Linked DNA regions of Homo sapiens: region 1 is linked to region 2. The links are chromatin loops, found by intact Hi-C in ENCODE. Cell type or tissue: A673. All regions are shown on one strand.

What was found. A loop is a pair of places that touch in the nucleus more often than their neighbours do. Peaks named below come from ENCODE experiments on the same cell type or tissue, not always from the same donor. Only the 100,000 strongest peaks of a DNase experiment are listed, where the experiment ranks them.
Region 1: it touches region 2 in a loop (4-fold over the local background); 3 of 110 quality-filtered maps call a loop at or near these places.

What each region holds. Positions count from the first base shown.
Region 1 is chr5:86,496,829-86,504,828 of GRCh38, forward strand. No RefSeq gene overlaps it. Among named protein-coding and RNA genes, the nearest start is that of COX7C, 120 kb to the right of the region's middle. In A673, a CTCF peak has its summit at 4,307 (motif pointing left); a DNase peak (open chromatin) is centred at 4,293.
Region 2 is chr5:86,676,294-86,684,293 of GRCh38, forward strand. No RefSeq gene overlaps it. Among named protein-coding and RNA genes, the nearest start is that of SNORD138, 60 kb to the left of the region's middle. In A673, a CTCF peak has its summit at 3,372 (motif pointing left); a DNase peak (open chromatin) is centred at 3,388; H3K27ac peaks cover 614 bases.

The DNA of each region.
Region 1 (8,000 bases), 180 kb before region 2:
GTGATATTTTTATTTTATTTATTTTTTCTTTTTTTTGAGATGGGGTCTCGCTGCGTTGCCCAGGCTTGTCTCCAACTCCTGGGCTCAAGCAATCCATCTGCTTGTGCATCTCAAAGTGCTAGGATTACAAGTGTAAGCCACTGTGCCCAGCCTTTATATTTTTAGCCCTCAATTTTTTGTTTCGGAGAACTGAAATACCCACACCATAAATTCTGTCTGGGTTTTATAGTGGTACTCTGTGAGAGAGACATGATCGTGCACTTACTCTGTTTTATCCAGAATCAAAACACTTCAGAATACATTCGATAGTCTCAATCTTCCTATTTTACTTTCTCTTCAGTAGTTACATTCAAATAACTGATTTAAATATATCTTTTTCAGTTGTGGTTGTCATTTTTCATTACAGTCTTCCAGAAACATAAGAGCACCCACAACTAATTAATTAATGACAATCACTCCCTATGTTAATGTAAAATTACAGAAAATAAAAGAAATATTAGTTGGTACAAAAAATATGTATAGATTTTTAATCATGTTACTGTTTCTCTTAGCACATAACAAGCATTTTTATTAATGGCTTAAATAAGCGTGTGATTTATGAGCAACATGACTTGACAACTTTAGAATATGTCAGTATTAACAACGCACTAAGTAAACTACTATACTGAAAAGGCTCAAATTGTATTAACTTTTATTCTTTCCTACATTGTCTTTAAATTCAGTACTACATTAAGTCCAAGAAAAGTAAAACTATTCATTAAATTACTCCCCAAAGACTTCAAATTAAACAGCTAGAATCCTTGGGATTTAGAACATATCTCACTTTTATCCAAAATGGCTTGTGTTGAATCCCTTTTGACAGAGATGGTTCAACTGTTATAGTGACCTGCTCTTATCAAACTGCTAGCTATTGTCAGTATACTTCTTTTACTTTGGAAGTAGTAAGATACAGTTTAACTTTAAAGAATTGAAAGCTCTGCCTGTAATAACTTTATAATACCACGTGGTCAACGTGTTAAAAATGCTTCACAATCACTAATAATAATAGCAAATTCACGGCAGGTTTTTGGTTAAATTTGTGGGGATTTTTTGTCAATTCAGCGACAGCTGTCAAAATGCATTTTGCTATTTGAAGAAATTTTGACCGAAAGTGAATGTTTTAATTATTGAAATGTAATATAATTAAAAACTTGGCTTGTAACTAGAGAATCCTCTATTTTTGCCAGTATACACAATCTTCTATGCCATTTCTCCATTATATTTATTTGGTTTAAGGAAAGATTTATTTTAAAGATCTATACAATTTATAAAAAATTAGTGGTGGAGCTCATATTTCTATAATGGGAAATAATTTTAGAAATCATACCACTCTCATCTTAGAGGTGAAAATTCTCAAACTCAGAGACTCAGCCTACATCATGCAAGTCAGGCACCCCAGTTTTGTAAATCACCTAATATTATTTCTATAATATGAAAATTATTTTGTGAGTCTCCTGTCCCTCTAAGACAAATGCACAGTAATGCAAAAATTTGCTGAAATTTTAAGGGTTCATTTAACACTCATGGATGTTATGAGAGTCTCTAGATTAGAAAACTGCAGAAGGACAATTTACTAGCTATCTGGACAAAGAAAAGGTCTGTACCACACATCTTAAACTAAGGTAACTTCCAAATGGATTAAAATTTTAAAGGTGAAAATGGAAAAATTAATGTTCTAGAATCAAACATGGCTGAGTCATTTCGTTTTCTTGAAATGAAGAGTTGAGTCTAACTGTACCTCAAAAATCCACAAACTAAAAAGGAGTAACAAATTTGACTATAAAAAAGATAAACATCAAAAGATAAATTTAGAAATATATTCAACTCTACACATATTAAGGGCCATTCTAGCATGGTAGGCAGAATGGCTCTTAAGTGAAGTGCCTGCCATAGTCTCCAGATTCTGTAAATATGTTAATTTGCAAAAGGAACTTTTCTGATATAATCAGCTTTATTTTAAGAAGCTACATTTGTGATAATTTGTTACAGTAGTGTCAGAAAACTTATAAAACTATCCAGTATTTAAGAGTGAAATTTAGCCTGCAGATATAGTTGAAAATATATTAAGTATTTTTTGCAAATTTTTGTTTATTGAAGCATAGTTTGTTACTGTTTCCAGTAAAAGACTGGAAAACACCTAAATGTCCATAAGTAGGAATTTGCTGAATAAATTGAGTTACAACCATATTATGGAATACTTCTCAGCTATAAATAAGAACAAAAAAGCTTTTTATACTGTTATAAAAAGACATCCAATATATAATATACTGTCAAATGAAAAATACAAACACAATACTATGTGTGAAACGATAGAAAAAATTAAAAATCTGTTGATATTTACTTGTATATGCATAAAATCCTTTGGAAAAATATAGAAGAAAGCAACAACTATTTTTAGATATAGTAATGAAGAGGAAACTGGGTATTCTCAGTCCCCAGAATTATTTTTGTGAGTCTCCTGTCCCTCTAAGATAAATGCACAGTAATGCAAAAATTTGCTGAAATTTTAAGGGTTCATTTAATACTCATGGATGTCATGAGAATCTCTAGACTAGAAAACTCTGCAGAGGGACAATTTACTAGCCATCTGGACAAAGAAAAGGCAGGTCTGTACCACACATCTTAAACTAAGGTAACTTCCAAATGGATTAAAATTTTAAAAGTGAAAATGAAAAAATTAATGTTCTAGAATCAAACATGGCTGAATAATTTCATTTTCTTGAAATGAAGAGTTGAGTCTAACTGTACCTCAAAAATCCACAAACTAAGGAAAGGAATATTTCTCTGTGTATATTCTAATAAATGTTTTAACCATGCATTGTTATTCTAATGTGTGTTTAAATAATGATGATGATGATAGATAGATAGATAGATAGATGATAGATAGAGAGATAGATGATAGAATACAAAAATAATGTATTTGAGTTATCTTACACTACCTTGTGTTTTCTTTCATATATATAACTGCTTAATGGTGTGATTCACTAATAAGGAGAAAACATATCCTGTCTAAAGGAAGAGAGAAGAGAGAAAAGGAAAGAAAGAAAAACTCATTTTTAATTTGTCATTAACACACCATGTTCTGTTATTGGAAATAAAAATTTGGATTTTCCAGTTTCACTGGAGCTGTAATACAAATTCATCTTGATAAGGTAGCAATATTTTCTGAATATTCCACATGAATAGATGTGACATACAGAGGCTAACAACACATTACATATTTTTTAAGGGTAGGAGAAGACAAAAAAATTAATTACTAAAACAATTAGCATCAAATATTGAAAAAAGTAGCAAAAGACAACCCATTTTTCTTACAGTTGCTCCTTTCCTCCCTGACATTGAGCATCTCTTTTCTCTGGTCACTTCTCTGAGAAGCAAACCTTTCTCTCCTCATCTCATAAAATTTGTTCAATAGTAGGGGTCATGAAAGTAAAAGCAGATTTTGCCAATATGCAAAGAGTAAATGTGAGGCCAAGGATGTGGCAGAAATCCAGACCTGTTAGTTCTCTGCCAGATTTTTAGAGGGTCTCTCCCTAATGCAGGCTTGACTGGCTGGTAACAGTACAAGCAAAGACCTGGGAGGTGGACAGTGATGGGTAAGTTTGGAGTTCTTTCAAGTTAATAGGGAAGCATTTAGAATAAGGTGTGACAGGTGATATCAAACAAAATTAGGAGGGTCTTAAAGACTAAGTAATTCTAATTAAGCAACCAGGCATCTTCACAGATTGTTCAGAAAAGAGTGGCAGCACCAGAGATATGCTCTGAAGATTAATCTGGCAGAGTGTTATACAATATGAATGGATTAAGGAAGACAAGAGGCCAGAAAATTTGTAGGCAAGAGCATGAGAGAAAGCACTTTTAGATTCAAAATCTACTTTAGCCTTCTAAAAATTAGTGAGGCTGGTTGGCAGTTGCATTATTTACTGCTAAGTCTGATTAAATCCCAAAAGCATTTTTTAAAGGAGAGATTAAAGGAAGTGAAATCAGAAGTTAGAACCCAGTGAAAGTATCCACAATTTTTCAAAAAATTCATTTCCAAAAGGCCATCCAGTTAATGTAAGAAACACTCTGATGCATCCGTGGCTAAAACTCTGATATTTCTTATAAGAACTGCCATTTCTAAAGTGTAATTGCATAACACATTGCTAAAACAGTAATGAAAGAATTTTAGAGCATCCATCAAAGGACATCGAATGTGAAATAAACAGCATTAGTTTAGGAATCATGGGATTGCCATACAGGACATTAGACAGCACTGCCCTCTGCAGTTAAATGTGCTCTACTAGTTGAGCCCTTCAGCATTTGTTACAAACCCAAGCCTCAAACCACTCAGATATTTTGTCATTTCATTTACTGTAGCCAACAAACTGATAGCATTACCAAAGTCTCCAACCTCAATCCCTACAAAAGGAATTACTTCTAATAATGAAAGGTAGCATGAAAAGTAAGGAATAATGAGGACAAATCCAGTTTTGTTTACTGACTTCTATGTACTAGACTTTGTTCTTGGTGAACAAGATGGGAAATATTCTTGAATCATTGGTGTTTCGACTCTATGGAAGGGTGGAACCATACCATAAAGAAGCCATCAAACAATTGAATAAAATTGTCGTAAGTTGTGAAAAATGTCATGAAATAAACCAAATCTAACACAGAATTTCAGGTAGATCTCATCAAAGGAGGTGATGCATCAATTAAAATCTGAGGGATAAGAAAAGACATAAATATGTGAAGAGTAGGGAAAAGTAGAGGGAATGGCATGTACAAATATCCTGTGGTGAGCAAAGAGAGTAGCATATTCCAAGAACAGAAGGAAGACAGTGTTGCAAGAGAATGCTGAGCAAATGGGACAAAGATAACATAAGGGTTAATTGCTAAGCAGAGACAGATTTTAAATATTTTACCTACATTTAGGACCTGGTAAAAAAAATAAAAATTTTTTCTAAATGCAATAAGGACTTTTTCAAGGGTTTTGAGTGAAAAATAATTGTAAAGTTGTCATGTTGTTACAAGATAATTTTGGTTGTTCTGTGGTGAGCACATCCCAAAGGGAGAAGAAAAGACAGCATTCCAGATAGTCTTCAGAGAACTCGTATATCATATAACAAACTTATTCTAGTCCAGTCTTTGTTTTGTGGTTATAGAGGAGTGTTAAGGAAGAAGAAAGGTTATATTCACTTATAACCAATCAATTCATAGCCTTACATTGGTAAACACTTGCCCTGAAATTACATCACTGTCCTCAGCAAAAGAAGATGGTTTAATGACTATTTAATTACAATATATAAAATAGGATTAAGTTCATAAAATCATGGGTGAAATTTCAAAAGAGAAGAGTTCACAATGATTTACCACCTTTGAAATGGAAAGGCCCACGATGTGCTACTAGCCTGTACTCTCCAGATAGGACCTTACATTTGAACATCCATAGATGGTAAACAGCTCCTATATTATCCCTGTGCAGTCAGGAGGTTGCTTTAACATGAACTATCAATCCCTCTCATATGTTAACGTAAGAAAGGCTCAAAAATCCCACAAATAACTAGGATTTCCCAACAAAGAAGCCCCTTCTTATTCATTTCCCAGAGTAAATGGCATTTGTCCACTTCTGATGTAGAACAAGAGAATGGAAATAAAACTACTGATTTTTTTCCAGGAAATTGAGCTGTTAATTCACTCATTTTGAGCCTTTATGATCTTTTCTCCCTGAAGTAGAAAAGAGAGAGAGAGAATTTTGCTCACCATTCAGGATCTCTTTTTGTACTTTAAAACAACTCAGCAGTACTATCTGTAATACAGTTCCACAGAGAGAAAAATTTATTTTCTATAAAAAGTGATACATTAAACATTCCAGTTTCTGGCTGCGGCATTAATGGAAAGCTTAAGGACTTCTAGAATTGAATTAACTGCCCCAGTAATTTGAAGTTATTCTGATTTCTTAGTCTAGGTTTTCATAGCTTACAAGTATGTGCGTGAAAATGAAATCATGAACGGAATATTAACAGACTGATAAAGAGCCTTCCAACTGGTGACACAGAATCCACTGCTACAAATAACTAAATGAGATTAATATTACTGATAATATATATTCTCTATACTTTGATGCACACCATTATCTATTTCAATTTCTAACATATCTGCCATGCTTTATTTACTTTTATTTTTAAATTAATATAAATAGAAGCTGGCGTCCATGTAATATGAATACCTTTTATGCAGCACTAAGTAAAACACTGGTTCTGTGAATATTCAGTTCACTTATCAAATGTCATAGTGTGTGTGTGTGTTAGGTTAACCATTTCAGAGTGAGTAATGATCAATATTTAAGGAATATTTGAGGCCTAACAAACATATCAATACTTGTACAAATTTAGCTTCTTTGCAGAACTGGAAGTAATGATTTATTTCTAGTTTTGGTTTTTTGTTTGTTTTAGAGACAGAGTCTTGCTCTGTCACCCAGGCTGGAGACAGTGGAGCAATCTCAGCTAACTGCAGCCTCTAACTTTTGGTTCAAGAGATTCTCCCACCTCAGCTTCCCAAATAGCTAGGACTACAGGTACAAGCCATCATGCCCAGCTTACTTTTTAATTTTTTGTAGAGATGGGGTCTCAATATGCGGCCCAGCCTGGTCTTGAACTCCTGGCCTCAAGAAATCCCCCCGCCTCAACCTCCTAAAGTGCTGGGCACCATGCCCAGCCTATTCCTAGTTTTCAGTTAGATATATTTAATACTGGAGGATTATCTAATGCTATGTGAGGGTACATTTTTACCATGAGAGATGGACAAATATTAAAATTCTGTTCAGCATCACAAATACTGCATCAGGGTAGGCTGAAGTCAAGCTTCTGAGACTATTCTGGCCTAATTAGCAGTACAATATTTGTTTAAAAGTCTCCCTTTCATGACTTCTGCCATTAGAAACTAAACACCATGGAAATGGCTTTTGTAAAGCAACATTTCTTTATTCCTGTATTTTTCTTCTATCTCTCAACTAAGTAAGGATTCTACAAATGCAATGTCTCTCTTTTGTTTTACTAATAGATATTGCAAAATGTACCTTTTTAAGAGAGCCAGGTGCAGTGGCTCACACCTGTAATCCCGCACTTTGGGAGGCCGAGGCGGTTGAATCACCTGAGGTCAGGAATTCGAGACCAGCCTGGCCAGCATGGTGAAAATCCCCCTCTACTAAAAATACAAAAAATTAGCCAGACACGGTGGCTGGGCACCTGTAATCCCAGCTACTTGAGAGGCTGAGGCAGGAGAATCACTTGAATCCAGGAGGCGGAGGTTGCAGTCAGCCGAGATTGCGCCATTGGACTCCAGCCTGGGCAATGAGAATGGAACTCCATCTCAAAAAAAAAAAAAAAGAGAGCCAAACAAGTAAATGAAATTAAGTCCAATTCAAGTTTACCAGATTAAAAAAAAAAAGAAAAGAAAAAAAAGAACAGAGCTATAGATCAGGAGCCCATTGCTTAATAATGAGCTAAAGGCAGATTGTAAAGTTGACGGATTTCACAAAGTATTTTATTGAGGTCATGCACAATTATAAGCATTGGAACTGCAGTGAAATGACAAAAGTCTGTGTGTAACTTTAATGGAATCTATTAATAATTGACATTTATTGAGTAATTTATAGGAAGTCTCAAGATCCAAAATATTTCTTGATGGTTTCACTTAATCTTACAAGAACCCAGTTAAATTTCTACTTTTTTTAAGCGTTATTTTAAGTTCCAGGATACATGTGCAGGATGTGCAGGTTTGTTACATAGGCAAACGTGTGCCATGGTGGTTTGCTGCATGCACTATTCATGATAGCAAAGACAGGGAATCAACTCAACTGCCCATCAATGATAGACTGGATTAAGAAAATGTGATACATATACACTATGGAATACTATGCAGCCATAAGAAGGAATGAGAATATGTCTTTTGCAGGGACATGGATGGAGGTGGAAACCATT
Region 2 (8,000 bases):
TGTAGTCAGAGCAAAGTGCTCTTCTGCCTGCGTTGTGTTTTTATGTATTTGTAGGTGTTATGAATCCAAAGACTCATAGATGGTCATTTTAACCTGACATGCTCTGTTGTAGGAGAGCTTCTTCAATTCATTAACCTCATTTAAATAGACACAAAATGCTAAATCAAGAAAATTCCTTCTGATCATTTTAGAAATCAGTAATGACTTCACCACAGCAATATCTCTTTTGGGTGTTTGACAAACAGTATCTTTTCTGGTAAGGAGGAGTAATAGAGAATTTAATAATCATGGATATGAATAGGGGAAAAACTGAAAATCTGCTCATTATAATTATAATAGGTAGTATAATTAGAGATGCCTGGACAACCAGAGCAATGGAAAGAGCTAAGAATGTGTAAAAAATGAAGAGGAGGCTGGGGAAAGCTTCAATTGTAGTGCCATTTCAGAGTTAGATTTGTAAAAATCAATGGAAGCAGTAAACAAGAGAACTGACTCCACTAATGCATAGTGTGCATAGTGGGAATGATATATGAATTACATTCTAACCATATGTGAATGCAAATAGTAGTATCATATTTGGAAAAGGACATCAGCTCTTTACAACACTGTATACTCTCCTAGACCATAGTCTTCTTTTTTTGTAAGATAAAAAAAGATTGCCCCCAAGCCTAAAGCAACACATATCCGTAGTTTTGAATTGAATCCAGGATTGATACTTTACTTTACCGATGTCTTTGAAATCAACATGGTTGATGACAAAAGACATATAAATCATCCTATGAAATCTTGTGACCTTGATCTTTGCTACTTTATTCAGCCAAGTTGGTTCTTCTCAGGACTTTAAATATAAGAGCATTGAATTGACTAAAACAGTGTGTCCTAGGGGCAGAATAAGATCTTCGTGATTAATGATTTATTGGAAAAAGGTACTGAGAAGAGCGGGTGTGTCTTAGACTTGGGATCCCTTAGGTGGTGAGTTGATATTTATATGCTATGTTATTTTATAAATAATTGCTAAAAAGTGTCTCAGGAACATTGTGTAATCCTTTAAATTTGTAATTGTAGGCGGCCCTTAATTTTAAGGTAAGTGATTTTGCTATACAATAAAATAATTAAAAATGTTCAATTTAGGCCCAACTCAGGACAATGCCAATTCTTATACTGTTTTCTAATTAAGAAAAAAATAAAGTGAAATTAGTAGGAGCACATTTTTAATATCTCATAATTAAACTAATCAATAAAAATAAACAGATGTTTGGCTGAAAGGGAACAAAGAGAAAAAACAAAGGGAGAAAGGAAATCATAGGTTCTCAGAATAGCCTGCCCAATGAGCGAAGGCAGAAGGAGAGTGAGTTACCGGCAATAGACAGAAAATTGCTTGCTTTTTTGTTTTGCTTTCCTCAAGCATACACAGATCCAGCTCCCCATACCATCTTCTCCATATTTATGACTGCCCCTTGTCCTTAATGGAACCATCTTTCTCTTATGTATCGTTCCTTCACTCCCTTCTTTGTTTTGCTTTTTCTTCATTCCTCCTTGACTGGTGGAGGACATTTCATTACACGTGTGCTTGGAAACTTTGATGCCCTTAGTCTGGCTCAGTAAATATCTCTGTATGTACCTTGTCATCAATGTGACACTTGAGCACTGGGCTTGACTAACAGCAGCAAGTATCTGGATACAGCATTCATTCTAGGAATAATACGGTATTTTTCTGGTGGAGGAAGCATGGACTAGACTTTTGGAAACCTGGGTTCTAGGCCTGACTCTGGCTCTCTTGAGCAGTTTGACCTTGGATAATCAAGTCCTTACTTCTGGTGTCGATTCCAGGTCTCTGAAGTGATTGTATTGATATTTTGTATTCCCTCCTTGGCTAATTTAGTCCAACCTTCTCATTTTAGGGGTAGAGAAATTAAGCTATGGAGAGAATTATCTACAAACATCTCATTTATCTTGTATTAATATTAGTTTGCATTTATATTACTTCATTTATATAGAATTGTCTTTATGTAGAATTTTATGTGTGTATAAAATACAACTATTGAGGATCCCCACTCCCCACTCAAAACAACAAAATTCACCTCCTTAAATTATCTGTTCTTCAAATAATACCTCATCCAGGTATACTACTAACTGTAATCCTCCCAAGAGTTTTATTTTAGAATGGGGAATAAAATGAACAGTTCAGTAGTAGAAGTGAGAGACTAGATATTTTTGTTGCAAATAAAGTTATCCAGGGAAAGGGGAGTGGTCAAGAATAACACACTTTCTGGAACAGGAAAATTAGAGTGGCCTGACTACTATTATAAAATGAGCAGGTATACGTTTATATAATATAGTTTTTTTTTTCAGTAAAATTCTAAGTTGTGAAGACGCTGGTATTCTATTTTATTAGAAGCCATATTGCATGCAGAAAGTTACACACACACATTCATTCACATACAAATATTCCTAAGTGAAAAACTATGTTTGCTATATTTGTCATTTAAATATAAACTTATGACAACTTGTGGCACAGGTTTATTTTATTTTTGACATGGGGGTCTTGTTCTGTCACCCAGGCTGGTGTGCAATGGTGCAATCAGTGCAATCACTGCTTACCGAAGCCTCTACCTCTCAAGTTCAAGCAATCCTCCTACCTCAGCCTCCCGAGAAGCTGGGACCACAAGCATATGCCACCACACCCAGCTAATTTTTTTTTTTTTTAATTTTGTGTAGAGACAAGGTCTCCCTGTGTTTCCCAGGCTGGTCTCAAATTCCTCAGCTCAAGTGATCCTCTCGCCTCGGCCTCCCAAAGTGCTGGGATTATAGGCATGAGCCACCATGCCTGGCCTGTAGCACAAGTTTAAAGATATTATTGCCAGAATGTCTGCTTTCCTCAATAAAGGCTAGAGGAAATCGAATAGCAAAAGTGCTGTTGGAAGGAGAGGTACCTCAGGCCTGATTTATCTACTCTTATCTGTCTACGTTAAGCTAATTGAAAGAAGAAATCATGTTTGCTGTGAAACAACCAAAATCTATTATGTGAGGGACTTCCCACATAGTGAGTTAGATAGAAAGACTAATACAGTTAGCTAAACTTGTGCCAAAACTATTAAAATGTACTTTTTAAAGTATACTTTACAGACAAAAACCAACTTGGCTGTTATTATAATCTATGAATATAATTCATAATACAATCCATGATATTTGAAACTTTGAGCCCCTCAGTAATTCTTTATTGTGCATTGTGTATGTGTATATGTGTGTAATGGTAGTAGCAGCTGGCAAACAAAAATGATTTTTATCTTAATGTTACAGTGTTCCCAAGTTTATTTCCTTAAGTACTGCCCTGCTGAATTTTCTTAGTCGATATTGCCCCCTTCAGTTCATTCCAAGGATGTGCATGATAATAAATGGAGCACATAATTTTTCTCTGGGCTGTGTTTAACTTGGCACCAGGAGATTAACAGACAAGGCAGCCAAACCCACTCAAGGCTGATATGACCTCATTGGTCACATGGACATTCTAGTTCTTTCCCAGGCATTATTTCCACATGAGAAAAGATGTTGTTTTTGAAGGAGTCAGCAACCAAAACCAATATCCACATTAAGGAATCATTGCCAATTAGATTGCCTTTAGTGGCAATGAAGGATTTGAAACTGGTGTAAATTTCTCTTAAAATCATATGGGCCCACTGTAATTACTACAAATAAAAATAAAAAGATATTGCGAGTGTCCTTTTGCCTTAGGGTCAGAGAAGGAAACATAAGCTGGAGGGCATTTAATTCAGCCAACCTTCATTATTCGTTTAAAACCTTTAGTAACAGTTATTTTCATAGCATTCTGTTGATTGAGCAAGCCAAGATATTACATAAAGGCCTCCTTGTTTGTAGAAGGGCTTAGGAGAACTGAGAAAATTTGGTGGAAAATATGACTAGTTTTGTGAAGATTATATAATTTGACATTTTATTTAACAGCAAAGTATTATTAATCATTTTTACCAACCACAAAATACAAATGTAGACATTTTTAAATACTCAATATAGGTCTAGAAAACCATTAGTGATTTCACAAAACATTCCACAGCCTTATACCAACCTTGAAAATAGTTTCCAAGAAAGCAAAAGGCTCAGACACACAATTTATCAGTAGGCAACCCTATATATTGCATGAATGTTAGTTCCACCCTATACTCTGCTGGCCTCTTCCTGCTGTGTTCAGTTGCAATGGACTAATCAAACGTAAACCTCATTCTACATTTAATTCTGAAATTTCCCACAAGCATAGATTTTCAAAGAAACAACAACCAAAACTGTAGACAAAGGATCTTTATCCCATTGAAGATAAAAAAAAAAAATAGGTAACTTGAAGTTTTCACAATAGACACTGATAAATGGAAGAAGCATGTTAAATTTCTTCGGCGTTTAATCCTCCCTTTAAATGTTGATAACTTATTAATCTTCAGTTCTGTAATCAAAGATAAATATTTTAACCACTATTGCTGTGTTTCTGTTATATACTGTCATGGTGGTATTTGTTTGGATTTTTTTTAATAATGGAAAACTACAAAAAACAAAATATTGTATTATTCATATCTATACTTTAACTTGGGATAGCCTCCAAAACAAATGTGACTTAAATTTAATGTCAGTGGCAATTTGGTTTTTAAAAAATAAAATTCAATTGTAAATGAATTACTTTTTAAATCCACTGAGCAGAGTTCACATTTTACTTTGAATTTTTCTTCTCTTTTTTCTCTTTATGTTTGTATGTATGTTCATGTCTGTGATTTTCTTCCCCTAAGTAATACTAAGATATTCTAACACTAATTATTTGGAAATGTAGGAAAGTAGAGAGCAGAGAGGGGAAAAAAAAGGAAATATGATTCACTTTTTCTGTTTATATTCTAAATTTTGCTTTGTGCCTTAACTTTTTGTTTTATGATTATATATTTTAAAAACCTGTATCTTCTCATCTTTCTTGAGCTGTTGTTCATAGAACCTAAGACACTCTTGTTCCCTCAAATCTATTCTCTACTCAGAAGCCAAAATGACCATTTAAAAAAAATTAGATGATTGTGTTGCTCCCTTTCAGTGACTTCCAATGCAGTTAGAATGTACACTAAACCCCTATTCATGGTCTGCAAGGCCCAGCATAATCTCAGCCCCACCTCACTATTCACTTTCCTCTCATGAAACCCTTCTCCCTCAGTGGGCTCCATTTACAGGTATTCCTTTCAGTCCCTCAAATGCTCTTTCCTGCTGCAGGATATTTGCATGTGCTGTAACTTGCTTCTGGGAAGCTTTTACCCCTGTTCCTCATGTGGCAAACACCTCATTCTGCATATTTTGGTTTGATACCACTTTATTTAGATAGGTCAACCACTTAAGTTGGATCATCCTAGCTATCCTCCATCACTGTACTCTGTTTCTTCCCTTCAAAGCATTTATCATTTAAAATGTTCACTTATTTGTTTGTATTCCCACATATTAAGTGCTATTTATCAATGTGTCCCTAAAGTAGTTGAATGAATAAATAAAGTTATGTACCTAATCAAATTTTAAACAACATTGATTAATGTACTGAGCTAAAGGTAGATCTCAGCATGAATATGAAATAATCTCACTAATTTATTCGTTGCTTTTGCTATCTAATATTTATTTGCCAACTATTGTGTACCAAGAACCCTTCTAGGTTCTGAGAATATACCAATTTTTACGAAATGCCTGTTCTCATTTAGCTTATATTCTAAGCATGGATGAAGGGGGAAGATAGGCAATAATAGAGTCAATTAAAAGGTCAAAAGTGCTACAGAAACAAAACAAATGAAGATTAGTGGTGTGTGTTGAGTGAGGAATTTTAAGTAAAATGACCATGGAACCCTCACTAAGGAAAGATTTGGTATCAGTGAAGGAGCAGGACAACCTTATACCAGGGAAAAATTATTCTGAGCTAGCAAACAAAGCAAAGATAATCACCAGAACTGATGAAGTGTTGTGAGCCGGGAGTGTCTCAAGGAGGAGTTAGGGGAGTAGAAAGAGAAGAAGCCAGAGAGAGATAAGATCTTTTAGGCTATTGGAAGGACCTCGGCTTTCACTCTGTCAAATATAAAGCCATTGCAAGTTTTATAGTTTTAAGCTGAGAAGTGACATATGTTTTAAAAGGATTTTCTGGCTGTAGGGTTGGGAATATTCTGTAGGGGATCGGGGTGCAAGTGGGAGATCATTTAGAATGCTATGGGAATTGGATTATTCCCAACTGGATTGTTGGGAAACAATGGTGACCGGGACAGATAGTCACAGTGGAAGGGGAGAAAAGTGGCTAGATTCAGGATATATTACAATGTTTGCTCAGTTTTATCAAAGCTTTTCGTGAGATATGACAGCAGAGAAAATAACCTTAGCAATCGATAGGGTGATGAATAATCTTAATCACGGAGGAAATTACACTTTCCAGATTTACCTTTAGGGAGTATTCTGTATTTGGAAGTTCCTTAAGAGGCTTATTTTGGAAAGAAAGGCAAGGACTAGGGGCTGAATTTAGGAGAAAAAAAAAGTTATCCTTGAGAAAATGTAAAAAAAGATGTGAGTTATTCTGAAAAACAGCCAAGTGCTGAGAGAAAATAAGAAGCCAAGGGTTTGGAGCTGGTGAGATAATGGAAGACAGTGTGTTTCATGATATGACCACTTCCTTAATGGTCCAACTTTTTAGCAAAGGTCCTAAAATCATGAAATACTTGAAATATATAGAATATATATATATATATATATATATATATATATATATATATATATATATATATATATATGGAAATAGTCCATATTGGAATGAATGGGACAGGAAATCAGGCAGATAAACAGAAACAGGAATTTAGTCATGGAAACGTTCTCATAAGACCATAAAATTGGAGGCTAAAGGCAGGCTGTTTAGATCTTGACAGGTTAAGATTGCAGCCAACCTCTATAATAAGCGTAATGACTTTTTAATCTAAAACCTTTGATTTGAGTTCTGTCCCAGGTAACAGGGACCAACCAAGTTGAGATGGATATGGAATATGTGAAGTTATGAGTGAGATAAAATTTGTCTACCATTGTTATTTAAAACAAAATCAAACAGCAAAGCACCCTGAGACGATTAGAGTTCACACAATCAAATCTGGCTTACCTATTAAGCCACCAGAAGTAGAACACTTGGCATCAGACAGGTGACAACTACCATATTTCAAAAAGCCAATGGTGTAACTAATTGTTTGACATGGCAATGGTGTTAAATAATTATTTTATAAAATTCCATGGAAATTAAAAAAATTTGATAGAAGAATTGTTTTCCCTAGGACTCACACTCCAGGACAATTGATAATTATACTAAAATAGCTTAAAAGTTTCTTTTAAACTCAACAAACAGAGTATGATATCAATATTTTTAATAACTAAGATAATAGCTAACAATGTGTAGATGATAAACACTTTTCTGTATTATATATAATTTGTAGTTTTTATCATTTAAAAAAATAGAGTAAGTCATTCAACAACCATTAGAGATGATATACATAAGCAGACACATATACTTAGCACCATGGGACTGATTGACCACCTAAGCCAGCTCCTCCCGGAGGTAGGATATGATATGTGTTCATCTTGGGCATCATGTTGTCCTTACATGACACCACTTCTTTTCCATTCCAAATCTAACTTTTACAATCATAGTAAATGAACTTTGTATCAAAATGAGCATAAGAAGAGAGGACCTCAATGTGGAATTTATAATATGATATTCCCCAAGTGTCTCACCTTCCCATCAAAAAGGCTTTACAGAGATATACTTTTAATAAGTGAATAGTTTGCCAGACTGAAGTGGAGAAGCAGATTGGGCAGCGGTAAGCCGAATTTTTCATCATAGAGCTGGCAGTTTTGGAATGAAATCTATTAGCAGTGATATTTTACTTATTCACTCCATATTAGGCCAAATGACTAGGATGGAGATATAGACAAATACACAAATGTGTATGTACACACAA